4 separate regions of the Mus musculus genome follow, and regions 2, 3 and 4 are each linked to region 1. Evidence: chromatin loops called from intact Hi-C (ENCODE). Cell type or tissue: left cerebral cortex. All regions are shown on one strand. Region 1 overlaps Lpar5 (lysophosphatidic acid receptor 5). Region 2 holds the start of Mlf2 (myeloid leukemia factor 2). Region 3 overlaps Pianp (PILR alpha associated neural protein). Region 4 holds the start of P3h3 (prolyl 3-hydroxylase 3).

Evidence for each region. Peaks named below come from ENCODE experiments on the same cell type or tissue, not always from the same donor. Only the 100,000 strongest peaks of a DNase experiment are listed, where the experiment ranks them.
Region 2: it touches region 1 in a loop (2.2-fold over the local background); 4 of 42 quality-filtered maps call a loop at or near these places.
Region 3: it touches region 1 in a loop (1.9-fold over the local background); 5 of 42 quality-filtered maps call a loop at or near these places.
Region 4: it touches region 1 in a loop (2.5-fold over the local background); 12 of 42 quality-filtered maps call a loop at or near these places.

Annotation. Positions count from the first base shown.
Region 1 is chr6:125,081,572-125,089,571 of GRCm38, reverse strand. It overlaps Lpar5 (lysophosphatidic acid receptor 5), which reads right to left. Exons shown (of 2, transcript NM_001163269.2): 2 at 5,528-8,000. The coding sequence ends at 7,100. Among named protein-coding and RNA genes, the nearest start is that of Chd4, 10 kb to the left of the region's middle. In left cerebral cortex, CTCF peaks have their summits at 903 (motif pointing right), 4,891 (motif pointing right), 7,371, 7,571 and 1 weaker place; DNase peaks (open chromatin) are centred at 871, 4,904, 7,205, 7,597 and 1 more place; H3K4me3 peaks cover 507 bases; H3K27ac peaks cover 1,417 bases.
Region 2 is chr6:124,926,699-124,934,698 of GRCm38, reverse strand. Mlf2 (myeloid leukemia factor 2) reads right to left here and starts at 3,311. Exons shown (of 9, transcript NM_001170341.1): 1 at 3,113-3,311; 2 at 2,523-2,600; 3 at 2,162-2,288; 4 at 1,887-1,922; 5 at 692-745; 6 at 280-408; 7 at 1-113. The coding sequence starts at 2,572. In left cerebral cortex, CTCF peaks have their summits at 2,603, 3,807 (motif pointing right) and 5,168; DNase peaks (open chromatin) are centred at 2,148, 2,605, 3,363, 3,763 and 1 more place; H3K4me3 peaks cover 2,370 bases; H3K27ac peaks cover 2,753 bases.
Region 3 is chr6:124,996,838-125,004,837 of GRCm38, reverse strand. Pianp (PILR alpha associated neural protein) reads right to left here. Exons shown (of 6, transcript NM_175696.4): 1 at 7,899-8,000; 2 at 5,861-5,920; 3 at 5,098-5,603; 4 at 4,103-4,184; 5 at 3,190-3,411; 6 at 1,742-2,875. The coding sequence starts at 5,865. The coding sequence ends at 2,854. It also overlaps a transcript of Cops7a not described here. Among named protein-coding and RNA genes, the nearest start is that of Pianp, 4.1 kb to the right of the region's middle. In left cerebral cortex, CTCF peaks have their summits at 4,676 (motif pointing right) and 5,839 (motif pointing left); DNase peaks (open chromatin) are centred at 6,527, 7,077, 7,444, 7,674 and 2 more places; H3K4me3 peaks cover 2,692 bases; H3K27ac peaks cover 2,472 bases.
Region 4 is chr6:124,856,344-124,864,343 of GRCm38, reverse strand. P3h3 (prolyl 3-hydroxylase 3) reads left to right here and starts at 6,627. Exons shown (of 15, transcript NM_013534.5): 1 at 6,627-7,148. The coding sequence starts at 6,657. It overlaps Gpr162 (G protein-coupled receptor 162), which reads left to right and starts at 361. Exons shown (of 5, transcript NM_013533.4): 1 at 361-673; 2 at 2,222-3,525; 3 at 4,132-4,321; 4 at 4,695-4,852; 5 at 5,124-5,900. The coding sequence starts at 2,659. The coding sequence ends at 5,675. Gm32404 (a long non-coding RNA gene) reads right to left here and starts at 6,537. Exons shown (of 3, transcript XR_378023.2): 1 at 6,424-6,537; 2 at 5,108-6,337; 3 at 3,574-4,926. In left cerebral cortex, CTCF peaks have their summits at 614, 4,426 (motif pointing left) and 7,199 (motif pointing right); DNase peaks (open chromatin) are centred at 4,690, 6,595, 7,216, 7,777 and 10 more places; H3K4me3 peaks cover 5,550 bases; H3K27ac peaks cover 6,468 bases.

The sequences.
Region 1 (8,000 bases):
AATTTCAGGTGTTCCCATTGGACTCTTGAAGGGAGGCTGACCTTAGAATGATGAGAGAGGAAGGGGTGAACTGGGGGGTGGGGGGGTTGGAGAAGAGCTCCTCAGGCCCTCCCAATTCTGCACCACCATCCCATAATAATCCCCCCAGCCCCCCTCCCCCTCCCACACACGACATCCCATAATATCTTCTGGAGAAGCAGTCCCCGCAGTAGGTACAAAGAGCTATCCCATAATAAGCTCCCCCACCCCCACTCATCACCCCCAACTTGCCCCCCCCTCAGTCACATGCAGCCGGTGCCATCCCCCGCTGCTCCCCCCTCTGGCCACCGAAGGCCTTGCCAGCCCATAATACTCTTGCCTCTGGTCGCAGGAGGCCTCCAGCCCATAATACTCCCTTCCACCACCACCCCCCCTTCCCGCCCCGCACCCCTTCCTCCCGCCTCCAGTTGGAGCCGGGCCTCACCAGCCCATAATATTCCCCAGTCTCCTAAGGCTGTTCCAGCCCATAATACTCTCCCTGTCTCCTAAGGCCTCTCCATCCCATAATACTGCCAGACGCCTGACCTGTGGGCCAAACCCCAGCCCGTTCCACACATCGAGGCTGTGTCAGCGCGCTGGTCTCTCTCCCTGTCCCTCCTCCCGCCCTGGGTCAGAGCTTTCCCTCCAGGGCTGGCGCTGCCCTCAGGACCACGGGCCCCTCTCCCAGCCCCACCCTGTGTCTGCCTGGCCCTCACTTCCCCTCCAGCCTTCTCCCTGGCCCTTTCTCCACCATTGGTTCTTCATTCTGTCTCCCTCCTCTGCCTTTCATGCACTTCTCCACCTCCATATTAGTCCGTGGGATTGGACATCAGCCTCATGGGGAGAGAGTGCCCCCAGAGGGCAATGGGCCAGTCACTGCCCCGGGGCTGCCTGCTTGACCTAGCACCATGGAAACGTGCCCAGCCTGCCTAGTGCTAGTTCCCCTGACTCTAGTTCTGCTCATCTGGACGATTCACCTGGAGTCCTTGCTGTCTTTCACAAGAGTAGCTCCAGCAATCCCAGACTCCACATAAGACCGTGATGGAAGGAGCTCCCATTTATGGGATTTCTAAAATGCCTTTCACATTTCATTGTCCTCAGCCACCCAGTAAGTAGATACTAGGAGCCCCATTTCCCAGGGGTGGAAGGAAACAGAGGCTCACAGAGGTTAACTGGCCAAAGTTACTTTACTAAGAAGTGACAGCTGACATTACTAACCAGGTTTGTTTGATTCCAAAGTCCTGGAAGCCTTTGGTTTTCTTTAAACCCAGTATGAGAATTCTGGAAGGACAGAGGATTGGAGAGGGTCATGACCATCTTGCAGGAGGTCTAAGCCATTTTGTGTGCTACCAACAAAGACAAGCTGCTGCTGACAGTTCCTTGGTGGTGTGTTTGGGGAACAATGAGATTAGAGACGTGAGTCCAGTTTTCAGCCCCCATTCAGCCACACTGTGTCCAAGGTGAGCATAAAGTAAGGGGTCAGGGGAGCCATGAGTGGACAAGGATGTCAGAGGAGGACGATTTGGGAAGAACAGAAATAATGAGGCAGATTCAAGGTGCGGCAACAGAAGAGCTAGGTCTACTCATCCTAGATAAGGAATCCAGGACAGACCAAAATGCACAGAAGTCCTAGCTGGTGAACCGATAAGTTTTATTGGGGTTACTTATAGGAATATGGGTGAGGGGTTACTTACAGGAACAGAAAGGACTCAAAGACAGCTGTATCACCAAAGCCCAACCCAGCATGGGTGACGGCTCACAAAAGCTGGGAACCTGGAGACACCCTACAGCCTGCAGATGGCTCAGCAGGTTGAGGCCCTTTCCAGGTGCCTCAGTTGCTCTAAACTTCTAGGCAACTTGGCTGGTTTCTACTTCTACCGGGCAGCCGATCTGGTCTCCGAATCTTCTTTAGAGCTGGGCTTCATGTAGTCCCTCTCAACCTTGATTGTTAACTCTCACAAGGGATAGGCCTAATGAATTTGGTCAGTTTTAGGCACTTCCTGAAACTATTTTGTGTGTTTACCTTCCTGCTTAAGGAGATTCCCCACCGGGTGGAATGTTTCAATTTCAGAGGAAACCTTTACACAACAAGGTATTAGGATTATTATGGGCTGGCAAGGCCTTAGGTGGCCTGAGGGAGAAGCAGCTGGGGTGGCACTGGCTGGATGTCCGGAAGGGGATGGCTAGTTTGTTAAGACTGAAAAGAAAGAGTTTAGGAAGCCAACTGAGCCACTTCCTGGTGGTGTGACCTTTAGACCTCACAGTCGCCAGTGTTTCCTCAGTGAAATGAGGCTCATCAGAGGCCCGTATAATAACTAAATAAAAAGAGGCTCCCTAGAAAAGCATGCTAGAGCACATGTGATCTTAACACTTCAGAAGCTGAGGCAGGAGGATTGAGAGCTCAAAGATAGGCTGGGATGCAGAGCAAAAAAAAAAAAAATATTATAGACATTATTTTGAAATACTGGTGTGCAGAAATTTTATTTGCATATGGATTTATTGAGACATATGTTTTTTCTTTCTTTCTGTTCATTCTTTTTCTTGAAACAAGATGTCTCCGTGTGGCCCCGGTCTGGCCTTGCCCCAAAACCACCGTCTGGCTTGGAATTTTCTTTATTGTTCAGGCTGCCCTTGAATTCTAACTCCTCCTGTTGTAGACCCCAGAGTAGTTTGAGACTACAGGTGTCTGTCACAATACTTCAGCCATCTTGTGGGGGTGGGAGCAGGGATATATTAACTCCATAATGCTTTTTCATAGTGGAGATTGAACCCAAATCAGCAAACATGGTTGGTAAGGACTGTCCTCAGCCCTCTGTTTATTTTGAGACAGAGTCTTGCTCACTTGCCCAGACTGACCTTGAAGAAAAGATCTTCCTGCTTCAGCCTCCTGAGTTGCCCAATGCTCTTATTTTCACCTAAGACCCTCTCTTAAATGGGGCAGGCCCAGAGCATGTGAGTGTAGGGGGCAGGGCTCTGGGTTTCTCCCTTCTGCCGCTTCTTTGAGGGGCACTTTGTGAAAATGGCAGACTCTTTAGACCTGCACAGCCTGTTTTTCGTCGGGTGCTATTCGTTTCCTCCGCCTTCAATGCCGTTCTCGAGGTGATGAAATGTGTGGAAACCATTCTGAGCTCTGATGCCACATTTCAGGCTAGCCTCACCTGCCTCCATCTGTGTCTCCCCAGGGCCTGACCACATTTCTCCCTAGTCCAGTCACCCCCACACCACTTTCCCTTCTTGACTCTCCCTGCCTGGTCCCCCACAGTTCTATCCTACAAGCATGTCTGCGAACCTCGCTGGGAGAATTTCAGGGGCTTCGTTAACTGCCAGCACCACCTTCTGCTTTCTCTTACCTTCAGGTCTTCAGGTGTGGACATTGTTCACCTGTGCTGTGGTCGCCACTGGATACTAAGTACTTCACAAGATCTGACTGTTTAGTTAGCGAGTCTTTATTGAGTACTAACTGTGCAAGCATGGTTCTAGACGCCAGTAAATACATCAATGAACCAACCAAACAAAAATCTTTGCATCCCCTCCCCCATGGGGCTTGCGTTCTACCTAGGGAGGTGGAGGAAGTCAGAAGTACATACAAAAATTAGAATAAATAAGTTATATGGTCTGTTAGGTGATACATGCTGTTTTAATTGTTCTGGGATTCACTCAATACCTGTACCTAAAAGAGCTCAATTTTCTTTCTTTTTTTTTGGGGGGGTGGTATACAAGGGAATTTCAAGACAGGGTTCCTCCATGTAGCCCTGACTGTCCATGTAGCCCAGGCAAGCCCCCAACTCACAGAGATCCACCTGCCTCTGCCTCCCAATGCTGGGATTAAAGGTGTGGGCCACCACCTCATAGTTCAACCTTTTTTCCAATGTATTTGTTTATCTAGTTTTGTTGTGCCAAAGATCATACCTAGGCACTTGCAAAGGCTGGCCTCCGAGGCGTGGTTCTCCAGCCTCAGTATGTACAGAGCTGGGATTACAGGCGTGCACACCAGACTCAGATCCCTCAAGTTGTTTTTGTCTCTCTTTTGAGAAGAGGGTTTCACCATGTGGTGTGGCTGGCCTGGCTATGTAAACTACTCTGGCCTTGAACTCGCAAAAGATCTGCCTGCCTCTGCCTGCTAAGCACTGGGATTAGAGGCGTGGGCCACCACCATGTGATGTGGTTGCTGCAAATTGAACTCAGGACCTTTGGAAGAGCAGTCAGTGCTCTTAACCACTGAACCATCTCTCCAGCCCCATCTGGGAACTTTTTTTTGAGACGGTCTTATGTATCCCAGAACTCAATATATAAATATATAGCTAAAGATAACGTAGAACTTCTGTTCTTCCTGTCTATGACTTTCCCTTCTCTCTCTCTCTCTCTCTCTCTCTCTCTCTTCCTGACAGTCTCTCTATGTAGCCATGGCTGTCTGAAACTCTCTGTGTAGATGAGGCTGGCCTCACCTCTGAAACTGACAGAGAACTTCTTACCTCCACCGTCACAGTGCTGGGATTAATAGGGTGTACCACTTCTTGGGTGCTGGAATGATACAATACCAGACCAGGTTTGGGATCAAACCCAGGGCTTTATGCATGCAAGGCAAACACTCTACCAACTGTGCCACAACCACACACACACACAACAACACACACACACACACACACCTACCTTTTGAAAATTCTGTTTAACTCTGTTCCTATAGTGCCTGTTCTGACATTCTGCCTCAGGTGGGTGCTCATACTCTCCACAGACTTTGAGTGCTGAGGAAGAGAGGCGCTTGGGACGGATGCTAACAGCAGCTTTAAAGCATCTGGTAGTAAGGGTCTGACTTCTATGCATCTGGACTGTGGCCCATCACTGAGGAATGGAAGTTACTTCCCTAGTTTGGCCACCAGGGGTCATGTTACTCCTGCAAATCACCAACAGATACACGAGGCCCAAATCTTAACTAAAACAGAGGCATTTGGGAAATCTCTCTGTACTGTGAGACACAGGGGCATAGTGCGTGTAGGACATACACATGACATCAGTTCTCAATGTCAGGATCTAAAAATGTCACAGCAACAACTGCAGCCCTGCCCACAACCCAGTCCTACTTGGATAAATAGGGAAGAAAACCTTTTTGCTACCCTGCTTACTAAGACAGGCTCCTCCTCCTGCCCTTCCATCTCCCCCTTCCTTCCTTGTACACTCTTCTCTCCTGGATGACACGGTTCTCCAGAAACATTCCGCCTGGCCCTGAGTATTTGTGTCCTCCAGAGAACCTTAAGGACCACAATGAGCAGGGTGATCAGTGCCAACCTAGAGGAAGTTAGATGTGAACTCTAATACCTTAGAATAAACAATCTCAAAGTGTGATCCAGAGACTGGCTCTTTGAGGAATCCTGAGGTCAAGACTATATTTAAATGCTAGCATGCCCCGTGTCCGTCCGTGTTCATCCTCTCCCGGGTGTAGAGGGAAGCTTCCAGGGGTTTCATGGAATGTGATGACATTCCCGCTCTCACAGATAAATGGAATGTGTGCTTCTGTATTTCCATGTCTCAGAAACATGTCAGCTTTAATTAATAACATGGTGAGCATCATAAGAAAAGGAAAGAACAAAAGCTCTGTCGGCTCCCTCGTTCCTTGCACAAAGGGATTTGAGACCAAACAGTTTGAGGACTGACGTTTGACTGCAAAAATGGTAAAGGTCAGAGGAGGAGAGGGAAGAGAAGAGGGAGGGGGAGGGAGGAGAGGATCGAGGGAAGGGAGGGAGAGGGAGGAGGCCCAGGATGGGGGATAGAGAGAATGAGTTAAGAGACAGAGAAGCAAAGTGTGGTGGCCATGTAGAGAGAGCGGTTTTCAAAAGATACAAATTTCATAAAATACTGACTGCAGCTGGGCTTGTAACCCCAGCATGTATGAAATGCTGAAACCGGAGGCTCACCAGCATGCTGGGCGCACCTCTACTCTCAGCACTCAGGAGGCAGAGGCAGAGGCAGGTGGACCTCTGTGAGTTTGAAGCCAGCCTGGTCTACACCAGTGAGTTTCTGGATAACCAGGTTATTACACAGACAAATCCCAACCCAGTCTTGAAAAAACAAAAACAAAACAAAAAGACAACAAAAAGACCAAAGTCTGTCTTAGTGGCAGACAGCTTTAATCCCAGCATTTAGGAGGCAGAGGCCAGCAGATCTCTGTGTGTTAGTTCAAGGCCAGCCTAGTGTACAGAATGAGTTCCAGGACATCAAGAACTACATAGTGGGACTCTTGCCTTGAAAACAGAACAAAACAAAAAGAGTTCAAGGCCAGACTCTGCTATGTACTATATAAGGGGGCGGGGTGAGGAGAAGGAACGGGGTGGGAAAGAGAGGGAAGTGAGACTGAATATTAAAGATCCAGGATGGAAGAGGCCCCGAGAGCTGCAGAAGGGAAAAGGATGACTTAGAAAAGGAACCAAGAACTAGCAAGTGAGAGGGACTCCAAGCATGGCTCTGCCCTGCCCCAGCCACCACATGCCAGGTGTCAAGTCGAAATTGTTACAAGTTGGGAAATGGGTCAGAACTATTTGGTCCATAGCAAATAAACCTTTGTGTTATACCTCCCATCTGAACAGGGAAGCCAGGGCTGGTGACACAGTGGCCATCACCCTTGAGTAAACACAAAAGCCAGCAGGTAAGGCTGGGATACAATACAGTGGGAATGTACTGGCCCAGCATGTGCGGGCTGTGGGTTCTCGGTTCCACCACCAGCCCAGAGTTTTATTTTTGAAGATGACAGATGAGCGTCTGTGTAGTTGATTCACCAAGGTCACCAGATCTTTAGCTCTCAGACTGACGACCTAGGAGATCTCTCTTCTGCTCCATGTACCAGCTCTTAGCCATGCGCATGCTCACTGCTTGGCTTCCTACATACTGGAGCAGGGTTTCTCTGTGTGATAATCAGAAGCTAAAGCTGTCAGCAGTGGCACTCTTCTTTTCCTTGCTTACACACTTGTTCCCTTCTGCACACTAGAGCTGGAGTTGTTTCAAAGTCCAAGTACCCAGCCCACCTCCCTCAAATGTACACCCTAAGCCTCTGAGGGAGGCACAAGTCTACGTTCACTTAGACTGCGTCCTCTCAGAGAGCCGAATCCTGGGAGCAGTTGTCCGGGGGTGTACCCAGAGTGGCAGGCTGGAGTAGAACCTGACTTGTGGCATCCTGCCCAGTGTTTTGGGTGCTTTCTGAGGGTAGTTCGGTGAGCACGCCTGCAGCCCCATTGGTAGCCAAAGGCCTGGTATTCAGCGGGGCGCCCAGGTTGCGAAGGGTGTTACGGAAACCCTCGGCACTGAAGTAGTAAACCAGTGGATCCAGCACGCAGTTGGCGCCGGCCAGCAGCACCATTATCATCAGCACCCCGCGCACCTGATCGCGGTCCTGAATACTGTTCTTCACCAAGTTGGCCCGTAGCAACCCATATACAGCCAGCGTGGAGTTATAGGGCACGAAGCACAGCAGGAAGATGATGAGATTGGCCAGCAGGAGGCGCACGGTCTTCCGTCGCCGTTGGCTCTGAGTGGCGTCGGGCCTCGCCAGTGTCCAGAAGACTCTGCCAGACGAATAGACGACAGCCGCCAGGGGCAGCAGAAAGCCTAGTATCTCGGCCAGCAGCAGGAGCGGCAGCAGCCTGCCCTTCCACAGTTCATCGCTGAAGCTCTCGAAGCACAGGCGCACAGTGATGTTCTTGTACGTGCAGTGGGACGGGCTGTGCACGCGGGCGGCGGGCACAGCGAACAGCAGGATGAGAGCCCACACGCCCAGGCAGAGCCGCCGTGCCACACGGGGCCGCCGTAGGTGGCGCAGTCTCAGCGGGTGCACGATGGCCGCATAGCGGTCCACGTTGATGAGCATCAGAAAGAGACAGCTGCCGTACATGTTCATCTGGAAGATGGCGCCCGACGTCTGGCACAGGAAGCCTGGAAAAGGCCAGTGGTGCTGTGCATAGTAGGAGAGGCGCAGGGGAAGTGACAGGGTGAAGAGC
Region 2 (8,000 bases), 150 kb after region 1:
CGGTGGTTTCGGGAGCGCTGGAGGATGTGAGCCCTATCCCGAATGTGATGCCCAATGGACATCTGCTCTAGACCACTGTCTGAGTCCCGGACAGTCCTCCGTGTCTCCCGGATCTGGGACGAGGTGAATAGGCTCATTCACTTCTCCCCACAAAGCCCTGGCTACATCTCCCCGGGACGAACCAGCCACCCACGACCCAGTCCTGAAAACAGATGACCCTGGTTCCTGTGGATGCCGATCCATCCTACCTCCTCTGAGATAGAGGGGTTCCTTACTCACCCCGCCTGGGGCAGAGCGCATCTCCGACGTCTCCTGGTAAACCTTGGGCGCGCCGTCCCCAGTGTTGGAGTAGGAGATAACAGTGGAGGAGGAGAAGGTCTGGCAGTTGCCCCCTGCAGCCATGTGCTCCTGAGGAGGGACTGAATGAGGGCCTACTCTGCAGAAGGGAGCTCCCTTCAGCTGCTGGCTCTTGCTACATCTTCCTCAAAATACGTGAGGATGGGAAACTCGCATCACAACCGCCCCGATTCCTCAGGCCCAACACTAGCATACGTAATCACTCATGGGTCTAAGAACAAACACAGGACCCCTGGTGCTCTGACTCAACTTAGTCACTAGCTCACCCCACACCCCCAACCATGTTGGCTGCTACGGAGATCAAGGCAGGGGAAGACTATGGGGCAAGTCATACCATGTTCCCGATCATGTCGTTCATCATCCCAAACATGTCCATGAAACCGCCGGACTGGGGAAAGATGAGAGTCCAGAAGACTAGTCAGCGGTTTGGGGCCAGCCACTCACCTGAGGACAGACCCCTTTTCCTTCTTACATCTAGCCTGACCACTCAAGTTCCTCCCCATGAACTGCTGGCTACCTTCTCCGGCTCTGTGACCGCCCTAATGCTTCTCCTGCCTGCCGTCCCAATCTTTTTTTTTTTTTTTTAAATTTGGTTTTTTTTGAGACAGGGTTTCTCTGTGTAGCCCTGGCTGTCCAGGAACTCACTCTGTAGACCAGGCTGGCCTCGGAACTCAGAAATCCGCCTGCCTCTGCCTCCAGAGTGCTGGGATTAAAGGCGTTCGCCACCACACCCAGCTCATCCCGATCTTTAAGGAAGTGACCCAAAGGCAATGAATTAAAACCTCTGATCACGCTAAATGTTGATTGACAGGGCTTGCCTTTAACCCAGCACTGAGAGGCAGAGGTAAACAGAGCTGAGTTTGAGGGCAGCCTGGTTTACAGAGTGAGTTCCAGGACAGCCAGGACTGTTATAGAGAAACTTGGTCTCAAAAAAAAAAAAAAAAAAAAAAACAAAAAAAAAAAAAAACAAAAAAAAACCAAAAAACCCCTCTGAATATTTAGAGCTGTAAAAGAACCCCAAACTTTCCCTCCTCAAAAGAACCGCTGTACATTTTTACTTTCCCCAGTGATTAAGAACTTCTGAGTGTCAGTAGCATTTGAGTGTTCTAGTTATTATCTTTCTGTGTATGAGTGTTTTGTCTGCATGTACGTCTGCTCTCTACATTCATGCAATGACGGTGGAGAACAGAAGATGGCATCAGATGCCCTAAGACTACAAATACAGACAGTTGTGAGCTGCCATGTGGGTGCTGGGAATCAAACCCTGGTTGTCTGGAAGAACAGCCAGGTGCTCTTAACTCGGGAGCCATTTCTGCAGCCCTAGCTCCTTAACTTATAGTCAATGGGCTCTGAACCATGTCAACTATCCAAAGAGAAGATTTTTAAGACCACCAGAGTGGTGCATTTGGAAATAACATTTAAGGGGTGTGTGTGTGTGTGTGTGTGTGTGTGTGTGTGTGTGTGTGCGCGCGCGCACGTGAGTGTATGCACTTGTGCAAGAGATACAGGAAGAGAAGACAGGGACTCACCATTCCCAACATCCCGAAGGGAGAGACAGCCCCAGCCTACAAGACGAGAAACTGAAGTTAGAACTACACCCTACCAACTGTATGTACCAAAGGAGGTCAGTGCCTCCGTTCCCCCCTTCCTTCTTTCCACAGGAGTCACACAGCCCCTTTCCCAGACTCCTGACCCCACTCGTCTGCCTCCCACGCAGGTCATGTCCCTTTAAAGCTGGTTGTAGGGCAAGAACTGCAGCATACTTAACTAATCACCCCAGGTCTCGATATGTTCCAACTGTTACCTGCATCCTGCGGCTGGCAGGCCTGGTTGCTGGCATGTTACCATCTGTGATGCTCAGGAAGGGGCTATATCCAAAGCCGCCTGACAACATGCGGCTCATGTGCTGACGGTGAATTGCGAAGGGGTCCCTGCGGAGTGAGCATACACTATAGAAGGCAGATTAACCCCCAGCCTTCTTCACCTCCCCGAAATGAAGTCAGGGTACACAGTGGCACGGATGCCGGCTTCCCTCTGAGAGCGGCAGCTGAGTATCCAGCTAATTCTAACTGGTTCCAGCCAAGGGAACCAACTCAAAGGTCTGCCTGAACTGCTCAGACCTGAATCCGAATGGGCTGAGGGCGCGAGGGGGAGGGAATTCTCACATCAGGAACATGGGATCCTCAGGCTCCACGTCCCTCATGAAGCGGAACATCGTGATCTCAGCTCCAGGGGGCTCCACACTGTGAAGATACGGAGGCTGTGTTTCCTGCAGGCGGCCAGGCTTATGCACACCAGCTCAGTGTTGCTACTCTTAAGGCTGCCTCTTGCATACACTATCACTGACCCCTCCAAACTCCAGGGAAGATCCTTCGCCAGGTGAGCCATATAACCTATGAGACCTGAGAGCCAGCAGCTCTCCAAGCCGGTCATGGAATTTTTCCCAAGCCTCTTAGTGGTGCCCCTCCACCCCCGCCCGCCATCCTCTCTTCCCCGAGCCACGGTCAGCTCCTCCTCCGACGCCAGACTCGATGAGAATCTCGAACGGCGGCCCGCCACCCCATTAATGACCCCCAACTACTCCGCCTTCTGCTGGCACTGGGCGCTACCAGGCCTCCCCGGGCAGGCCTCACTGCCCACCGATCCGGGCCGCCACTGCCCCAGCCCGTGCCTCCCGCCGGGCGAGCCGGAGAGGAAGGTCCACTCCCGGGATCGCATCCCTGCAGCCGTGCGGGCCGCGGCGCCCTGGCCTCACCGGTCCCCGACTCCGGCTCAGCGGCCCATCCGGCCGGCCTCTCCTCGGGGCGCTGCAGGAGCAGGGTCGCGGCCCGGGACGCAAGGATTGGTCCGCGCGGCAGCTTCTCGCCTCCCGCACCGCCTCCTGCCTTCGCCTGCCACCTCCGTACCCCCGCCCTCGGCCCGAGAAGCCGATCTTCGGTCAGGCCCGAACGGAAGTGACGTCACGACGGACGGCCCCGGGGGCGGGCTGCGGGAGCTCCGCCCACCTGCTTGGGAGGGAGGGCGGCGCGCGCGCCGTGGAGCCCCGGAGGGCGGGTCCTCTGGGGCGGGTGGGAGGTGTCATTAAGCTGGCTCGGGGATCTGGGGACAGGAAGAGGCTCCTGCAAAGGTGGGGGGGGGCGGAGCGGAATCGGGAGGGACCGGCTGAGCGCAACGTGGGGGCAGGGTGTGCCGCACCTTTTTTGCGGGGGGGGGGGGGGAGAGGCGGGCTGTCTGGGGGCGATCGGTGGGGCGGATCCCTGCGGGGACCTTTAAACACACTGCAGGAGGGGCGCTTAACCAGGGGAGCGCGTGGGCCTGTCCCTCTGGAGAGACGCTCGGGCGGGCGGTGTCCTCCGAGTGACGCAGAGAAGGAGGTGACAATTTAGCTCAGGTCTAGTTAAGCCTTGGAAAAGGCCAACCAGGGAAGGGAATCCAGGTTGGGAGTTTGGCCGCCAGAGGGCGATCCTGGGCCGGGCTGGATCCTTAGCTCCTTAGGACTCGGTGTTGGCTTAGGCTTCTGGACCACTCCAGGACCTGTCTGTGAAGGGTTGGCCTGGGCAAAGGCGTTAGTTCTGAAGTCTGTTTGCTTTTTGTTGTCGTTTTTTGGTTTTGGTTTTAGTGCTCAGGACCCAACTCAGGACCTTGGGCATACCAAGCACATGCCCTACCACTAAGCTATAGTCCAGTTCCTTTAGGTCGTAGGTCTTTAAAACTTTCTTTGTTCTGAGCAGGTAGATAGGTCAAGGGACTAAAGTTTAGAAGAATAAAGGGGTGGAGAGCTAAATTAAGCAGAATCACCCAGGGGTGGAGCTAAAAAGTAAGCCCAAGAGGGCTGACTCCAAAGCCAGAGACTGGTATTTTGACATACTAATTGTCTTGCACAAAATCTGGCTGAGCTGGAGAGAAGAGCCCTCCCCTTTGGGTCAGAGGATTTGAACTGTATTGGGTAGACTTTGACCCACAGAGATCCAAACTCAAAACTGTCCCAAGTTCTTTACTCTGGCTGTCAGCCACATTGGTACCGTGTGGAACCTGATCTGAAGAGAAAGGTTTATTCTAACCAACTCCCTGAGGGAAAAGGGTCAGTGGTTACTCAGGAAAAGATTGGGAGCAGAGACTCTCAGCTTCTTTCGATTTGATCATTGCTAGTGGGAAAAAAATAGTGCTAAGAGAAGAAACAGTGATATAGTTAACGTAAGCTGACAGATTGGCAAAGTGAAGCCAAAAAAAAAAAAAAAAAGGAGAAAATGTGTTTTTCATTGATATTTGATATATAAGACCTTCTTTAAATGCCTCTTGGTATCCCACCCGACAATTGTCCTTTCTTCTTGCTCTAAAGAAAAGCACTTTGACATTCCATCCAGAGTACCTCAGAGCTGCAGAGCCAGCTCAGTGGCTAAACATGCCTGCTGGTTGGTGGGGCACTGGGAGGGAGGCAGAAAAAGGATGATCTCTGTGAGTTAGAAGCTGACTTGGGCTACATAGCTTATCTAGAAGAAAAACAAAAGCATAAAATTAAAAACAAACAAACAAAAAACCCAAAAGCATAAAATTTAAAAAATAAATAAATAAAGCTTGCTGCTATTCCAGAGCAACCCAGGATGGCTGCAGAGTTGCAGCTCCAGCAGCTCTAACATGCACTGCAGAAATCAAGGGTGTGTACACACCTGGCATACTGGCACACATCTACACGGAAAATAAATCTGAAAAAGGAGCTTGCTACCTTGCAGAGGACCTTGTTCCAGGACCCACTTTGTGACTCTCAATCATCAATCGGTAAAACCCCAGTTCCAGGCTATCCAATGCCCTCTTTGGGCCTCTAGAGGGATTGTGTACACATTGTACACACCTATAGGCAAAAATACATAGAAAATAAAAATAAATCTGGTTATATAAAAGGGTTACTTTGGCCAGTGGTGACCTTTAATCCCAGCATTCAGGAGGCAGAGGCAGGTGGATCTCGGTGTTTGAGGTCAGCCTGGTATGGGAGGGGAGCAAGGGGGAGGAGAAGAGCAATCAAGCTCCGGAGAGCTGGGACAGCCAAGGCTACATCCTTCTCTAGTCTATAATATAGTCCACCTTCCCCCTAGGCCATTGTAAATACTTGTGTATGGGTGTAACTCAGCTATCTATAGTTCTAAGTATCTACTCTGGTTCCTCCTTGGATCACAAACTTACTTCTTCCTAGATAATGGTAAATTCCTGTGTAAGGCAGTGACTTAGCTATCCATGCCCAAGGTCGGATCAATAACTGCCTAGAATCTAACTTAGCTATATGTCAAAATATCAATCCTTAGGAGCACTTGTAATAAAGGAATATTAAGGGAAAGCACACAGATCTGTTCACCAACTAAAGCAAGGACATTGGAGCATTCGTTATACAGGATGCCAAGGTTCCAGGAGACTAAGTTTCCATGAACTTTTCGCCTCGGGACAGCACCCAGGTTTTTGGGGCCTGTCGCGCTTGTCACTACTGGAGTGGATGTAGCAGGCTGGGGAGATGGCTCAGCAGTTAAGAGCACTGACTGCTCTTCCAGAGGTCCTGAGTTCTAATCCCAGCAACCACATGGTGGCTCACAACCATCTGTAATGGGATCTAATGCACTCTTCTGGTGTGTCTGAAGACAGTTACAGTGTATTTGTATAAACAGAAACAAATAATATTTAAAAAAGAAAAGAAAACTCGTCTTGAAAAAACAAACAAAACAAAAGAATGTTACTTCAATGAGCATTCTGCCACCTACACTTAAAGATATCCTACACAAATGTTCTTTTTTCTTGTCTCTTTTGAAAGCAAGTCTCCCACACTCTCACTATGTAGCTCTGGGACTAAAGGTATATGCTCCCTACCTGGCCATCAAAGCAAGTTCTACATTGCTTGGCCACTCAACAGCTGTTTAATGAGCACGTGCTCTGTGCTGGGTCTAGTGTATTAAACAGACAGACAAGGCTAAGACAGCCCCTGCCACCTTGAGGTGTGGTCTTTTAGTCTCCTTGCCTGTGTGTTGCGTTTGTTTTGACATAGGTTTTTGCTATATAGCCCAGGCTGGACCACTTGAACTAATGGTAACTCTGCCTTAGCTTCCTGGCTACAAGGATTCTAGTTGGGTGCCGCCGTGGCAAGCTATATCTCCAGGTTTCTTTTTCTGTCTGTTATTTGCTGTCCTGTCTCCTTTCTTTAAGTCCTTTCTCTTCCTTCTCTCAGACTGTAAGGATGTTGCCATGTTGTTAGATATAAATCTGTAATCCCAGAGATACATAGCAAGTCTCTATGTGAGATGATGTCAGAAAAGATAGCAAACAGAAAACCTTAAGAATCTCATACCATTCCATTTTATCTTTGCATGCCTCTGTGTGTGTGTGTGTGTGTGTGTATGTGTGTGTGTGTGTGTGTGTGTGTATGTGTGTGTATTGTGTGTGTGTGTGTATGTGTGTGTGTATGTGTGTGTGTATGTGTGTGTGTGTATTGTGTGTGTGTGTGTGTGTGTGTGTATGTGTGTGTGTGTGTAACCAGGACCTTGCATATGGTAGATAAGCACTCTACCATTGAGCTAAGGCCACAGCCCTATTTTTTATTTGGGACAGTCCTATTGTGTAACCCAGGCTGACCTGAAACTTCCTGTGTTGAAGTTAAGTCCTGATTGTCTGTCTTCACTGCCCAATTGGTGGGATTCTGGGCCAGTGCTATACACTATCTTTTCCTAATTTAATTTCTGTTATATTCACCTGTGTATGGAGTGCTTCTATCATGACATGCATGCATGCAGAGGTCAGAGGACAATCTGGAGGAGTTAGTTCTTTTCCTCTACCACATGGGTTTGAGAAACCAAACTCAGGTCACCAGGATTGGTGGCAGCTGCTTTTACCTGCTGAGCGACCTCACTGACTCTATATGATTTTATTTTAAGATTCATTTAGGGGCCCCTAATGAAGGAGCTAGAGGGAACTGCAACCCTATAGGTGGAACAACAATATGAACTAACCAGTACCCCGGAGCTCTTGACTCTAGCTGCATATGTATCAAAAGATGGCCTAGTTGGCCATCACTGGAAAGAGAGGCCCATTGGACTTGCAAACTTTATATGCCCCAGTACAGGGGAACGCCAGGGCCAAAAAGTGGGAGTGGGTGAGTAGAGGAGTAGGGGTGTGTGTATGGGGGACTTTTGGGATAGCATTGGGAAATGTAAATGAGGAAAATACCTAATAAAAAAAAAAGAAAAAAAAGATTCATTTAGGTTAGCTATGGTGATGCATACCTTTAGTCTCCGCACTTGGGATGCAGAGGCAGGAGGATCTCTCTGAGTTCGAGGCCAGTCTGGTCTATGTAGTGAGTTCCAGGAAAGCTGGAACTACAGTGTGGGTTCTTGTCCAAACAAAAACATAGATAAATAAAAAAATTTTTTTAAAGAAAAAAAGGCTTATTTATTTGATGTGTATGAATGTTTTGCTGGCCTGATGTATGTCTGTGCCTGCCTGATGCATACAGAAGTTGGAAGAGGGTGCCGAGAAGGTCTGGATAGTTGTAAGCCACTATGTGGAACTGAACCCGGGTCTTCAGCAAGAACAGGGAGTGCTCTCGACCACCCACCGTGCTATCTCTCCAGAGCCTCCATGTAATTTTAAATGAGCGTATTTCCTCACCT
Region 3 (8,000 bases), 85 kb after region 1:
CCACAGTGGAGAGGGCATCTGGGGAAAGGGAACAGGTGAGACTCCCAGTGTCTCACTGGTATGTTTAATTTATTTAAATTTAGGAGGACTGCAGTCTAATCAGACGGCAATTAATTCCTTGTTCATTAGGGGACTTCATGTGTGCCTTTTGCATATGGATGAGCCACAGGGTCACACTGTCCCTCTAAAGGGAGAGTTGTGGAAGGTGAGAGCCCAGGGAGCCCTTCGAACGAGAGCATCTTGCCCTTCTACTCCAAGTGCTCTTTCATTCCCCATCGCCATGGCAAGGCCTCCAGCCCTGTGGGGAACGCTGGAAAGGTTAAAGAGGCTTCTTCACCTTCCACGTAGCCCTTCCTTCCTTCCCTACTCACCGACCTCCCCCAGGCCCTTCAGTGTCCTCCTGGCCCCCTCCCTTTCCATTCCCTCTGGAATCTCCTGTGCACTGTGCTGACAGCCCTCCTCAGAAGGCTTGTTTGCTCCTACCTCAGCAGGGTGGTCCTTGGTTCATGACTCCGGTCGCTGCTCTCCTCTGGAGCAGCCTGTCCTAACACTGCCCTTGTCCTAAGACAGACAGTCGTCACCGTGTGCTTTAGGGGCTCAGCTACACGTCTTTCAATATACAGTACAGCTCGTCAGCATCTAAAGCATATCTATCTCTCTCTCTGTGTGTGTGTGTGTGTGTGTGTGTGTGTGTGTGTGTGTGTGTGTGTGTGTGTGTACGTGCATGACACACACCTATTTATAGCCTCAAAGATAAAACACATGGAGGCAGGTACATTCCGGGCAGCCCACACTGCTCTCTTGGATACTATATTGTCTCCTACTTCCGTGGGGCTAGCCATTTCCAGAGAGCAGGTGAGGCACAGATGGGGGGTAGGGTGGGGAGGAACAGGACACAAGACCTAGGTGGTTACCAGAGCAACAGAGCCTAGCAACAGCTGAGAAACTGATGTGTGGGCTTTACTAGGGCTGTTAAAGAGCCAAACCTAGAATTGCGACCCCAGAGGTGACTGATCCCAGCTGGGCAGCCTGTGTTCCCTCCCCAGACACACCCCTTGATTCCACCCCCACACCTTAGCAAGTGGGAAAACCACACTGAGCTGCACACAGGCTCCTGGTGCAGCATAGCTTTTTGGCGGGCAGTTGTGGGCAGGGCCATGGTAAGGAGCATGGATGAAAATAGAGCGGGTAGAGCATCCTCTCCTGGGCTCGCTCATCCTCTCCCTATGACCCTTTATCCTCTGCCTTAGCTGTCTTGCCCAGTGCGGTGTGGTGACTCATGCCCGTAATGCCAGGATTCAGGAGGCCAAGGTGGGTGAATCTAGTATGGGCCAGCCTGGAAACAGGGTGAGAGACTCTATGTCAAAATCAATCCATTGCCTTTCTGGCTTGTCTCATTGCTTGTCCTAAGAAATGTCCCTACTTTTCTCTGTCTTTGGTCTCTCTTGACCCTCACTAGTAAGGAACAAGCAAGCCTTAAAAACACTTCAGATGCAAGTTCTCCCCCCTCAGGGCTCTTTCTCCTCTGGAGCCTCTCCGGTTCCTTCCTTCATCCTGTCCTAAGTTAAGGTATCCATCAGTCTCCAGCTTCAGGTAGAGCAGGCCAGGTGACAATCTAGTCTGAAGAAGTTCTTCATCTCCCCTTTCTCTCCCATTCTCCTTCCTGTCCATCCTCTTCTGTGTATGGGGCTGGGGGACGGTGCCAGGGGTTGGGAATTATAAGGCAAAACAGGCAACTAAATTATCTTGCAAAGGCTTTATTTGAAAATTTTGAAACTTACATCCCACAAGATTATCACCACAAGAAGAAAGAGATAATACAAAAATATATATCACAGCATAGGAGCCAGGTAAGAGGGAGAAGGGAGCTGGAGAGGTGAGCGAGAAACTGGAAGAATCTGAAAAAACGGAAAAGGGAGAGGGGAGGAGGGAACGTGAGGGGCTCAGGGAGAGAAGGGTGGATATGGAGGCAGAGCTCCCAATGGCCTTGAACCAGCTGGCTTCAGTTCCTGGCAGCCTAGGTACATTAAGGGAGGCCTTAGGGGAGGGTGGGAGATGGAGGACCTGTTGAGGGGGCTCCGAATTCCATACAGACACATACACACAGACAGCCAGGACCGACAAAACAAGGGACTTGGGAGGGAAGGGAGGACATGGGAGTCCCTTCTCATGTAGTGCAGCAGGAGACTCCCCCAAACCCAGACTTCTGATGACAGAGTTTAACAACTGGGCCTCACTACCCCCGTTCCTGTGGGGGAGCCCTCAGTAATACCAGCATCCTTGGAATGGAATGGAAAGACACAGATGTGAATGGGGCCATGACAAATGGTACAAGGAGCCCCTAGCTCACCTCCCACCCACCTCTAGGGCAGCATGCAAGGGCCACAGAAGCTAGACCAGTGGGTGCTGATGAGGCAGAGTGGGCACACTATGCCATATATTGGAGCCAGAAATGCTCGTGCCCAGTCTGAGATGGGCACAGAGAATGTAAAGGGGGCAGGACATAGGCAACACGAGGGAGAGAGCTAGGAGCCGGCTGAGCAGACGTGAATGGGGACACGGCAGAGGAGCAGCGTGGAGAGCGTGACTGTGCTATGGCCTGTGAGGGTGTGGGTGAGTGTGCAAGGCTTTCATGTGAATGTGCAAGGGTGGGAATGGGAGACCCCAGTCACTGGAGGACAAACGCTTGGGCTTGCCCATGGGATTAGTGAGTGTCCCAGGTTGTGTGCAAGGACAGGAGCTAGGAGCCCCCCACCATGGCCCCAATTCCCCAGGGTTGCCCCACCCTCAGTGGATGGTGGCTATGCTGGCCACTTGGCCTCCTGCTTGGCAGCACCCCAACATGGGGGGGCATCACAGATTCACCAGGGGAATCCTGAGAGGAAGAGGGAAAATGCACAGTCAGGAACCAAGGAGTAGGCTGAAGCTGCAGGAGAAGTCAGGGTTAAGAGGGCAGAGCTGGAATTAAGGGTGGTAGGAGGATAGAACAGAGAGCCTAGGGGTGCAGGGAGCCCCATTCCCCTTGGAGAGGATCTGACCAGCCCCCTTGGGAGGCCCAGGAACCAGGTCAGGAAGGGTGTCATGGACTGCATTAGGGAAGACCACCCACCCAGGAAAGATAACTGAAGGTCTAGAGGTTCCCTCCTCACCCTCCCATCCCATCAGCCCCTCCCATCCCATCGCCCTCACCGGTTCAACTGGAAGGCTGGAGCCCCCTTAGGCTGGGGCATCCCAGGCCGGGGTCCCCCTCGGGGTTCCTCATGGTCAGGGGTGGGGGTAGGCGAGTCCCCAAAAGCCCCCAGCACAGTGACTCCAGCAGGAGACAGGTCTGTCAGTGGTTGCTGACTCTCCTCCTGCCTCAGGGCACCTTGCTGCCCTGAGGGCCTGCGCCGCTTCTGGCTACGGTCCCAGCTTGTGCATCATAAGGAAAGAGGTCTTCTCACAAACTCAAGTACTCTCTCAGTTCAGCATCCCTGGTTAACCCAGCTTCTCCTTCCCCAAACACCCCAACTTCCCCACAGCAAGGAAACTGGCTTCTGAGACCGTCAGACTATTCCTTCTCCTTTCCTCTAGATCATTTTTGGAGGGCCACAGGCTTAATGACTCCTCCCCACCAATACATAGCCCTTTAAAACTGCCCCTGCCACACTGATGTCCAGAGGAGCCTTGCTCTCCTCTGCGGGGACCTGGCAGATTTAGTTCAAGCTCAAAGTCAGCTAATGACTTGGGCACCTGAATCTAACGATTCTCTCAGTAAAGTGTGAAGGACTGTGTGACCCACTATTACACGTGTTCAAAGAAAGCTCCCAATTTTCTTCCTCCTGGACAGAAGCCCTGCGAAAAGGTGTTGCAGCAGGTTCAGTTTGCTCTGTTGTAGAGAGCTGCCCACCAAAGTCCTCAGTTTAGATGGAGTCCTCCCTTCCCTCCCACTGCCCTTGTATTTTTTTTCTGGAAGAACGTGAACTGATTTCCCCGAGTCTTCCTCCACTCCAGTTAGCTTTCCCCAAGCTCTCCCCTTCATCGTTTCCTACTCCTGAGAAACTTGTCCTTGGTCTTGCCCTGTGCCTAGCCTTCCACGCCATCAGGCGTCTCCCCGGCTTACCAGAACTTGAAGATGATGCCGGTAGCCACAAGAACGATGATGATGGATATGGTGATCGTGACATAAAGCTGAGGGTCCACACCTGATGGAGAGGGAAGAAGGCTGTTGGGAGGCCTGGGCAGGTTCAAAGTGGGTGTGGCCGAGTGTTGCCGTTGGACTCCACACTGCCTGTCTCCTCTGGACTCTCCCTCCTCGCCTATAATCAACTTTCTCCTGAGCTATCAGCTCCTCTACTTTCCCAAACATTACATGTACCAAATCTTACACATACATGTGGTGAGGATGAGGCTCCAAGGTCAGACAGAACTATCTTCCTGTATAGAAATGGGGTAGAGGTATCAGATGGCCTTCCCTCCACTAGTGTCCAGCACAATATGTGCTAACACATTCCCTGGTAGTGAGTGACCTTCCTCCATGGCTTCCCCCTGCCTGGAATACCCATTCTGGTTTTTTGTTTTGTTTTGTTTTTTTTAAAGATTTATTTATTTTATTATATGTAAGTACACTGTAGCTGTCTTCAGATACTCCAGAAGAGGGCGTCAGATCTCGTTACAGATGGGTGTGAGCCACCATGTGGTTGCTGGGATTTGAACTCAGGAAGAGCTGTCAGTGCTCTTAACCACTGAGCCATCTCACCAGCCCCCATTCTGTTTTTTAACATCTAGCTCACACGTCAATTGTTGGATCTGCCCTGATCCCCCAGGGTAAAACAGTCTCTCGCTTCTCTACATTCCTAAACACATGCTGCTCGCGCTTCTGTTAGGGTGTTTATTATGTTGACTCATCCCCAAGTGTCTCACATCTGTTTTCAGCAGTGGACCTGAACCCCTTCAGAGTGCACGCAGCAGCTTCACCTCTGCATCCTTTGCCAGCCTAGAACCTGGCACATTTGCTGGAGACACTCACAGATAAAGCCTCAATTTCCGCAGATCATAGTCTTCAAGTCCCGCCCCCTCCCCCAATCCCTCACATCCCTACCAGCCTTGCTCACTCACCTTCTCCACGCCCTCCAAACAGGAAGGGCCTCAAGGTAGCAGGTGTTTCCCCAAGGATGAGCCCGTCTCCGTCATCCCGCATGGAGTCTGAGTTAGGGTGCGGAGTAGCCAGCCCATGTGGGGCTGCAAAACCATAGTCCAGAGGCAGAAATCCAGGATTGACCGAGTTGGGGTCCCCTCCATCCTCCCGAGATACTGTGGGACCCCACACTATAGCCCAAGGGTACTGAGATGAGGGAGGCCCCTCTTCAAAGCCTGATGGGGTAGCAGGAGGGGCAGTGCCTGGCACAACCTGCCGACGTGATCTTGGGACCCGTGGGGATCGGCTTGGCGGAGGCGCCCGCTCCCAAACACACACATGGCGAGGGGCTGAGGGCCCACCCCGGACGCAGGGGGGGCGGGCTGGGGCTGGTGGGGATCGATGGGAGGAGCCCTGAGCAGGTGGTAATACGGACAGCAACAGCAGTGGCCAGAGAGGGAGGAGTTGGGACAGCAGTTGAGCAGACCTATAGGAAGGGAGAAAAAGCAGGTGAGACCCAGGCGATGGCTCATGTAGAAAAGGGTAGGTTTGCACCAGGAGTCTTGGGTACCTCCCTCCAGGTTTCTCTGCTTGAGCAGGTGTGTTAGGAAGACCCTGGCCCCATTTTGTCTCTTCCCAAGGGGCCAGTCCTTAATAGGCCCCAAGTTGGCCTAGGCAGGAAAGGGCCCAATCCCCCAGGGAAAGTGGTCTCCAAGCAAGCTCCCTCTGCTGGGCCAAACTTACCACATTCTGCACTCTGGATCTGAGATCTTCCTCAGCTGTGACCCAGATTTTTGGCCTTTACTGGAGGGAAAAATGAGGGTGTCACACCCTAATCTGGCCTGTGAACTCCCCCATCTCATCTATCCACCAGTCCTGCTCCTTCCCGCCCCACCCGGGCTGCCCAGTTACCCGCCATGCTTCTGCTTCCCAGAAGCCAGTGTTTCCCGGCATACTTTTCGGGGAAAACTCCCTAAACTAGCCCCCTGCCCCACCTCCAACATCCCAGATGGGGCCCATTCCCTCCTGGCCCCAGTGTCTGTCTACCCTTGCCTCTTTGGCTTCCTTCCTTCTCACTTCCTCTGCCCACAGCTCCAGGCTTCTTGGATCTTAATTTAGAGCCAAGAACCTTGTGATTCCCTGAGCACCTACCGCTAGGGAGGGAGTTTTTGAGTGGGGGAGGGAAGGGAAGCCAATCTTAGTGAGTGTTGGGGGGGATGCTAGAAGCCCGGTCACCTCTTGAAGCGCCAGGCACTTCTTTTATGATGGAGCCTAGAAGCTGGCTGCCTAGCTGCCTTTTCAGACAAGCGGGAGAAAACAGTCGGTGGGAGGAAAGCTACAGGACACGCTTTGGGGTTTGCTCTTGATGCTTAACCACCCAAATGCATGGGTGCATTCTGAAAGAGGGTGGAGCTCAAAGGAAGCCACCCCCTCAACTGTGGCTGCTCCGGGGAAAAGTCCTAGGAGAATCTAGATGGTTGGTTCTGAAAGGAAGTGCAGTCTCCAAACTGAGGGTGGTGAGGCCCGAGGGGCTGGGATCTTCAGAGAGAAGAAACATGTGACACCCTGTGTCTTCTGGATTCCTAGTCTCCGTCTGCGTGTTGAATACCCCAGGGAATAAACTAGGGAGGGGAGGGGGGTGCGAGAGGTGAAAGGCTGCGAGGGAAAAGGTTGGTCAAGAGTGAGAAGACGGACAGACAGCAGCTGGGAAGGGAGGAGATGGGGAGGAAAGAGGGGCTACAGGAGATTGGCCAAGGATGCTGAAGAGAGAAGACGGCAGGGAGGGAAAAGAAAACAGGCATCAGGCAGGAGGATGGAGGGGTCTGGTCAGGGCAGAAGCAAAGAGAGTGGAAGAGAAAAGGACGGTGGAGATCAGAGACGGGGAGAGAGTCATTGAGACAGATTAGAACACGGTGTTGAAGGCAAAATCAAAAAAGGAAGGGACGGGGACCGGAGGTGGGGGGTGGACAGAACAGCAAAGATGGAGGAGTTAGGAATTGTTTCTTGAAATTGAAAGAGATATGGAGACAGAGCTGGAGGCCAGGTGAAAGAGAAGGGAAAGGAAAGAGGCCGGGGGGCTTAGTGGGAGGAGGTTAGAAACGGGAGGAAAGAAATGGTAGCCGAACCAGTGGAGCGAATAAGGACTCGGCGACACCAGTGGCCCGCTACTCCAGGGCATACCTGCCCCTTCGTTGGCTACAACCCACCACCACCACCAATGTCAACTCCAGCCCCTTCACACACCCCGTACCCCTCTGTCACCCCCTCCAGGAAGTCCGCAGTCCCCAAGCTGGTGCGCCACCCCACCCCCTTCGCGCTCCTCACCGACCTGTTGTGCGCAGAAGACGAACTGGGGGTGGGGTGGGGGAACCGGGCCCCATCTCTAGCAGAGCCCCCCAATCCCGCCAATCCCACAGGCCTGCGCTCCCTGGATAGGGTTGGAAAGCGGTGCGAACCGGGAAAAATAAGGAAACGATCGGCCAAGGGATTTGGAGGGAGCACCCAGAGCGGAAAGGGGACCTGAGGCAGGAGGATGCCCGAAGCTGCAGGATGAGCTAAAGGCGGGATGGTGGCAGGCGCGGAGACGTTGACTGCTGCACCAAGAGGGTAGGATGGAGTCAGGACAGCGGAGGGATGGAGGGCACTGTGGAAAGGAGCTCTGGGAGACTGGAGGCGGCTGGAGACCGCGCCAGGAGGGGCGGGGGGCGAAGGACGCGGAGCTGGCACTGGGAGGGCAGAGTCTGCTCCCTACGGGTAGGGGCTTTGGGTCCCCCTCGCTCACCTGCATGCCTGGTGTGGCGGCGCGACGACTGCAGGCGCTCGGAGCTACGCGGGGCTGGGGGGTCGCAGAAACGGGTGGGGCGCCGGGCATGGTCGGGAGGTT
Region 4 (8,000 bases), 230 kb after region 1:
AGAGGTGTATGCAGGTGCACAAAAAGCCCACTTCTTTTCTTGATCCAAGCAAGCACTTCCAACTTTACAAGCGATCTCAGCTGGCATCGCAAGCCCCCTTAGCTTCTAGCAGGCCTTCATGCGGGGCTCCTCTGAGCTCTACCCAAGAACAGCCCTCATAAGGATGCACACAGTGACACACGGTGACACACGCTTCCTCCTCCCTGAACAGCTAACTCCTCGGTCCCTAACAACACCAGCTGCCTCTTCGGGCTCATTCGTGTTGAAAATCCGGGATGGGGTGGGGGCAGGACACCAACCGCTTCACCAATGAAGCCCGCTCCCCGCCGTCCTCCTCGCCCCCTCCCTCCCCGCGCCTTCCTTGCCCCTCCTCCTCTAAGTCACCGCCGTCCAGTTTCCCCGCCCCACCCTCGCCACCCCCGACCCCAAGACTGGTCAGCGGCTCCCTAACCCCGGGCTCGCAGGCTGATGACCCTGGGAGACAGGGGCCTCGAGGGGCCGCAAACTAGCGCGCCGCGGGCTGAGCCCGAGAGGCCAGGCTGGGGGGAGGGAGGCCCGGAGGGAGGGAGTGAAGGAAGGAGGAGGGCTGGCGAGCTGGAGCCGGCAGGCGGCGGGAGCCCGGGCGAGCCTCGTCGGGAGTGCGTCTCCTCGGCAGAGCAGGACGCAGCCAGAGGTAAGTGGACCCCTGCCCGGTCCCCCGCGTGTCTCCACTCCCCCACCCCACCCCACCCCGCGAGCTGCCTCCGCGCCCCTCCTCCCGGCCCTCCTCCCCAGCCACCTGCTGTTTCTGCCCTAGAGAACACCCTAGGTGACTGGAGGGAGGAGCCGCCTGACCTTATCCCATCCAGGCGAAGGGCGAGGGACCCCTGTCGGCCAGAAAGCCCCCAATCTTCCTCCTCCCATTCCCTTTGCTCTCTGTCCTTCACCCCCTTCTCTCTGTCCTTCACGTCTTTCTTCTTCCCTCCCTTTCTGACTCTCCCTCTCTTTCTTTCGGAACCACCAACTGGGTCTGGGGGTGGGATGAGGGTGAGTGGGAAGGGGTCCAAAGGCTGTAAGGGAGGGCAGTGGGGGGCATCCGGACCTATTCCCTACACCTCCTCCTGGCTGTCCATTGCCATGGCAACTAGGATGTACTGGGCTAGGGGGGAAGAGACAAAGATGGGGGTGGACTGGGACCTCTGGGGGAGAGCTAGGGTCTAAGGCTCTTCGCAGGAAATGAACGGTGGCACAGCTGTGCCCCACTTTCCCCGTCTGCCCCAAAACCATCACACCGGTCTTATAGCCTCTAGTCTGTTCAGTGTTTCACTTGGTTTCCTAGTGCCTTCCCCAGCTCTCCCTGAACCGTATCACTAAGACCAGAACCCTCCTGCTCTCTCCCATCAGAGGGAAACTGAGGCTCTGGACCAGGGGAGGAGACCCAAAGTCTCCTAGTGAGGTCAGCCAGCCTATTTAAGGTCTACCCCCCCCCCCATCACTGTTCCCAGGCTCCTCCTCCATCCTCCTCCTTCCCACCCACCTCCCTCCAATATCTCCGCCTCGGGTGGGGGGGGGGCTTCTGGACCTTCCCGTCTATTTCCAGATACTACCAGTTTCCCCCCTCTTTCTCTCCAGCTCAAACTCTCCTCCTTCTCCCTAGTTCCCCCTCTTTCCATTTCTGGATGCTTCTGATGTCAGTGGCTTCCCCGCCTTCAGGTTCCCTAGCTACAACCCCCCAACCCCCACCCCAGTCTCAGTCTCCTTCCTCCCATTTTCCTTAGGTAGCTGAAGGGGTGAAAACCCAGGCTTAGATAAGTAGGCTGAGCACAAAGACCACAAAGTCCAGGAGAATGGCATGCAGGAGAAGGGCTCCTGCTTTAATGTGAGTCCCCAAGGAGGAACACATCACACTGTCTGTCTCCCATTAGCAACTGAAGAGAGACCTAGGGACATGGAGACAGGGCTGGGTAGTTCTGAGCATGGGCTATTATAAGCACAAAACTTGGAATTCCAAAGCAGGGAGAAAAGGCTAAAAGGAATGGAGACCCTTCCATGTAGTCTGCAAGTAGATGAGGTCTTATGCCTGTGGGTAAGGGGGCATCTGACTTAAGGCAAGGGAATGCTCTGAATGACCCCAGCGACCCTCAGCATCAGTCATTTCCATAGTTTCAAGGGAAAGGGGGTACAAGTGAGCCAAGCACAGCACAGGCCTAATGCTTGCTCCTCATCTCATCCTCCCTCACAGCTTGTCCAGGTGACTGAGCTCCACCCCTGTGCACCAAGACACCCACCCCACCCCCCACTGGTCAAGCCTCGCTGGAGAAAGAGACCGGGAAGTCCCAGCATGAGAATCAGAGCTGCCCAGCCAGCTTCATAGATGGGGAAGCAGCCTGCTTGCCTCCCCCATCAATTACAGGGATAACTGAGAAAAAGCCCCACCCAATATGGAGGCTGAGGACTACCGCCTCTATTAATTCCCTGCCTTCTCCCCTGCCCTGCCCACCTGGCCTTAGCTGGGTCACTCATGCAATGCTGAGAAGTAAGCAAGACTTGGGGTCAGCTTGCCTGGCTACCAGGCAAGGACTGTGGGCATCATGGGGGTGTGTGTGAGCGGGGCTCCAGGGTGAGACCTAGCCCCCGCCCCCAGGAATTCAAGGGGGTGGGGGTGGGGCCGAGGATAGAATGGCTCGGGGAGGGTTGGGGGCAGAAGAGGCCTCCCTACGCTCAAACGCATTGTCCTGGCTGGCCTGTGGGCTCCTGGCCCTGCTGGCCAACGCTTGGATCATCCTTAGCATCTCAGCCAAACAGCAGAAACACAAGCCACTGGAGTTACTGCTCTGCTTCCTGGCCGGTACTCATATACTCATGGCGGCTGTGCCCCTTACCACCTTTGCTGTGGTGCAGCTCCGGCGCCAGGCTTCCTCTGACTATGACTGGAACGAGAGCATCTGCAAGGTCTTTGTGTCCACCTACTACACGCTGGCCCTGGCCACCTGCTTCACGGTCGCCTCGCTCTCCTACCATCGCATGTGGATGGTGCGATGGCCCGTTAACTACCGCCTCAGCAACGCCAAGAAGCAGGCGCTGCATGCCGTCATGGGCATCTGGATGGTCAGCTTCATCCTCTCCACGCTGCCCTCCATCGGCTGGCACAACAACGGGGAGCGCTACTATGCCCGAGGCTGCCAGTTCATAGTCTCCAAGATCGGCCTCGGTTTTGGTGTCTGCTTCAGCCTCCTGCTTCTTGGGGGCATTGTCATGGGGTTGGTCTGTGTGGCTATCACATTCTATCAGACACTGTGGGCCCGGCCCCGGAGGGCTCGGCAGGCCCGGAGAGCGGGGGGCAGTGTGGGCACCAAAGCAGGGGGGCTGGGGGGGTTGGGTACCCGGCCAGCTTTTGAGGTGCCAGCCATTGTGGTGGAGGATACTCGAGGGAAGCGGCGGTCCTCGCTGGATGGCTCTGAATCTGCCAAGACATCCTTGCAGGTCACCAACTTGGTCAGCGCCATCGTCTTTCTCTATGACTCACTCACGGGGGTGCCCATTTTGGTGAGATTGAGGTCCTTCAGCCTTTTTTTAATATACAGGGCCTTCCAGTTCTACCAGCCACGCAAAAGCTCCATCTCCAGCCCGGCATCTACCGTCCTCTCGTCTGTCTGTCTCCTGACATTTGGGGTTCCCTGTCTCAGTCCTCACCCGCCACTACTCAATCCCCCAGCTCCTTTGACCATTCCTTGCTTCCACTTCTATTCTTCAGCTCCACAGGCCCTGTCACTCTTCAACCTGTCACACGGCTAGCTGCCCTGAGCCTTTATCTATTCCCTGCTTCTCCCTGGAGATCATTCTCTGAGCACTCCTGAGTGGAAATGAGTAGAAACCCCAGGCTCACCCGACCACACTATCCAGGCCCGACTCCTGGGTTCCTCTGTCTTTGACTTTCTTGGAGTCTCACTCTCCTCCCACCCCCATCTCTCCCACTCCGCTCAAGCGCCCAACGTCAGGGATTTGTTTATAGCACTTCTCCCCTTTCATCATTCAACCCCTTCCAGAGGCTCACCCGCCTCCCTTCCTAATCCCTTGCTTTAAAGGTGGGTATCAGGCTTAGGTGGGGCCTGGACTCTCAAGCCTGACCAGCCATTGCCTATTCCCCGTCAGGTGGTGAGCTTCTTCTCCTTGAAGTCAGACTCAGCTCCGCCATGGATGGTGTTGGCAGTGCTGTGGTGCTCCATGGCACAGACACTGCTCCTGCCCTCCTTCATCTGGTCCTGTGAGCGCTACCGTGCAGATGTGCGCACAGTGTGGGAGCAGTGTGTGGCGATCATGTCCGAGGATGACGGTGATGACGGTCAGAGGAGGGACGGGGCCTTTTCTTTCCTGGATAGCTACCTCTATTTTCTGTCCTTTCTACTGCCCTTCTCCTTGAGGAGACGTGCTGCCCTGGGGTGCCCCCTGCTGGACTAAGCTGGAGCCAACTCCAGGCTCCGTCTAGCCTGATGACTTGTCCATCCAAGCCCTGTTTCCTTTGATGAGCCTTTCACTAGGCATCTGCTCCTCTCTGGAAGCCTACACCGGCCGGCCAGCTTGGTCCATGCCAAACAGGGATTGGGGCTTACAGACTGATGGGAGTCAAAGAGTCCTCCTGGACTTTATGAAGGGCATGGGGCTCTAGAGGGTAGGTCTTCTCTGCCTGTACCCACTGGGCTCCTTCTCGCTCCTAGATGGCACCTGTGACGACTACACAGATGGCCGAGTGTGCAAAATTCGCTTTGATGCTAACGGGGCCACAGGGTCAGGGAGTCGGGACCCCACCCAGGTGAAGCTGCTGCCTGGGCGGCACATGCTCTTCCCACCGCTGGAGAGAGTACACTACTTACAGGTATGGGACAGAAGGACTCACCTCCATTCTGGTCTCCTGCACCACTGCTCTTTGGCTTTGGACTGCAGGGTACCCTAGGGGGTCAGGTAAAGGAGAGACAAGAGGAAGAAAGTTTCCCTCAGATCTCTCAGAACCAGGTTTGCCTACTAGAGTAAACACGTTGGAGAAAAGGAAGAGTATGAAGCCATCTTGCAGAGTCCCCACCTTGGTTCCTGTCACCTTTACCTTTGTCTCTGCAGCATCTCCAGGTCTCACCTGCTCCTCTTCCCAGGTCCCTTTGTCCCGACGATTATCCCACGATGAGACCAACATCTTTTCTACTCCTCGGGCACCAGGCTCCTTCCTGCACAAGTGGTCCTCATCGGATGATATCCGGATCCTCCCAGCCCAGAGCCGAGCCCTCGGAGGCCCTCCAGAATACCTGGGACAGAGACACAGGCTGGAGGATGAGGAGGATGAGGAAGAGGCTGAAGGCGGGGGCTTGGCCAGCCTTCGACAGTTTCTAGAAAGTGGGGTTCTGGGGTCGGGTGGGGGACCCCCACGAGGTCCCGGTTTTTTCCGGGAGGAGATCACCACCTTCATCGATGAGACACCTCTGCCTTCTCCAACTGCGTCACCAGGACCCTCTCCTCGTAGGCCTAGACCACTGGGTTTTTCACCTCGACGGCTCTCCCTTGGGTCTCCGGATAGCCGAGCCGTTGGACTTCCTTTGGGGTTAAGTGCAGGAAGACGCTGTTCCCTGACCGGGAGCGAAGGGAGTTCAAGGGCTTGGGGAAGACCCTGGGGGCCAGGTAACCCCATCTTCCCCCAGTTGACCCTGTGAGGCCGCATAGGCCTGCTTCACTGGAGGGGGGGGGGAGGCACGAGCGAGTGAGTATGCCTCATCCTGGCCCTGAGTCTATGGCAGCTGCCTCCAGGGAGATGGGGGGGGGGGGGCCTACATCCGGGCTCTAGAGCCCCAGCTCTCTCCCATCCAAGTGACCAGATACCCAACGCACCCGTCTTCACCCCTAGCAAAATGTATTAAAAGGCTGAGTTGCCGTGGAAACCTTGATGTTCAGCGTTTGCGGGGAGGGGGGGCAAATGGTCAGTGGCTTGGGCGAGGGAAAGTGGCTAGAGGACAAACCGGATAAAGGGCAGGGGGAAGAGGTATAGAAAGAGACGGCCCAATACGACGCAGACAGACATAGGAGAAATGGGCGTAGGAGCGTAAGATCCTGGGGTGGAGCAAGGGACACTAGAGTGTGTTAGTTTGAATGGGAAGGATCTTTGCTTAAATTAGTAAAAAGTACTCAATTCCCATCTCCCCTAAATGCGTCTGGGCGCTCAGTTTCTGAGTAGAAAAGTTTTGGTGCCAGAATTGGTGTCCCAAACACGGAGTCACCCTCTTCCAGGCAGCGTTTCGAAAATCCATCTTCACATGGTGGGTTGGCAGGAGCGTGGGTAGATGAACGTGTGAGGGGCGTCCACAATCCTTTTCCAGGACTCAAGGATGGACGGAAACGAAGTTACCCCCACGTCACAGGCCAGGAGCCCTATTTCACCCTTCTTTCTCCATTTCCCTTTCTTACCCACACTAGACCCATGTGTCCCTCGGATTTCTCACTCCGTCTCACTTCGGTTTTCCCAGGGGCAGGCCTAAATCCAGCAGGTTTCTTTGGCATCACTCATTCCCTCTCTCTTCCTCTCCCTCCTCTTCTCCATCTCTCCTTCCTTCTCCTCCCCCTACCCCCCCTCCTTCCTCTCCCTCCCTCCCTCCCGTCTCCGCATTTCCCTTCGGCGGTGGGCCCGCGACTCTGGCACCATGCTCCGGCTCCTGCGGTTGTTGCTTTTGCTGCTGCTGCCTCCCCCGGGGTCCCCCGAGCCTCCCGAGCCCCCGGGCCTGGCTCAGTTGTCACCGGGGTCGCCTCCCCAGGCCCCCGACTTGCTCTACGCGGACGGGCTGCGAGCCTACTCGGCCGGGGCTTGGGCGCCCGCAGTGGCGCTGCTGCGAGAGGCGCTGCGGAGCCGGGCGGCGCTGGGCCGCGCGCGCCAGGAGTGCGGGGCGAGCTGCGCGGCCGAGCCGGGCGCCGCGCTCCCCTCCCAGCTCCTCGGAGCCCCACATCCTGTCTCCGGGCCCGGGGTCTGGGAACCGCTGCTCCTGCGCGCCACGCTCCGCCGCGCCGAGTGCCTGACCCAGTGCGCGGTGCGGAGGCTGGGCCCGGGGGGCGCGGCGCGGCTCCGCGTGGGGAGCGCGCTGCGGGATGCCTTCCGCCGGCGGGAGCCTTACAACTACCTGCAGAGGGCCTACTACCAGGTGCGGGGGCCGGCCAGGGTGCTACCCCAAGCCTACTGACTGTCTTACTGGGAGCTGACCAGGAGAGGGCGGGATGCTCGCCGCCCGGACTCGGGGGTGGAGCCTTGGAGGGCGGATAACGGAGTTCTACTCTTGTGTGGGTACCATTGAAACGTGGCCAGGACTTGCGATGGCCGCAGAGGGAGGGTCAAGAGAGAGCGTGGAGAACGTGTCAAATTGGAATGAAGAGGAGTGGGAGTAGACCGAATATGTTGGGAGGGCTCCGCAGTTTTATTTTAGCGGGTCTAGGCTAATGAATGCAACCTTTCAGATACGAAGAGCAGATGGAGAGGTGCCCCAAACCATACACACACACACACACACACACACACACACAGAGAGAGAGAGAGACAGACAGACAGACAGACAGAGACAGACAGAGAGAGACAGAGAGAGAGACAGACAGACAGACAGAGACAGAGAGAGAGAGACAGGCAGAGAGAGTGCATGTGTTCGTTCAGGAGTGGGCGTTTGAGTAGGAGCTTTCTCTTGGGGAAGAATCGAGCTTCGGAAAGGTTGAAGGAGCGGGGCTAGTTTGCAGAAGGAAGTACGGCTGAGGCTGGAATCTGGGTCTGTGGCAGTAGACAGTGTGCAGTTTCCAGAATGGTAGCTGATGCCTACGTGGCTGGAGGCGGGAGGGGCTCTAGTTTCACACACCTCAGCCCAGGGTCCTAGAGGCCTGCAGATTCTCGTCATTCAAGGTCTCCCCGCTCCCCCGCCCCTCCCCCATCTACTTGAGCCTCTCATTTCGTTGTCTCCAAAACAGAGATCCTGGGGCCTTCAGCCCGAGGCCCACCCACTCTGACGCTTCCA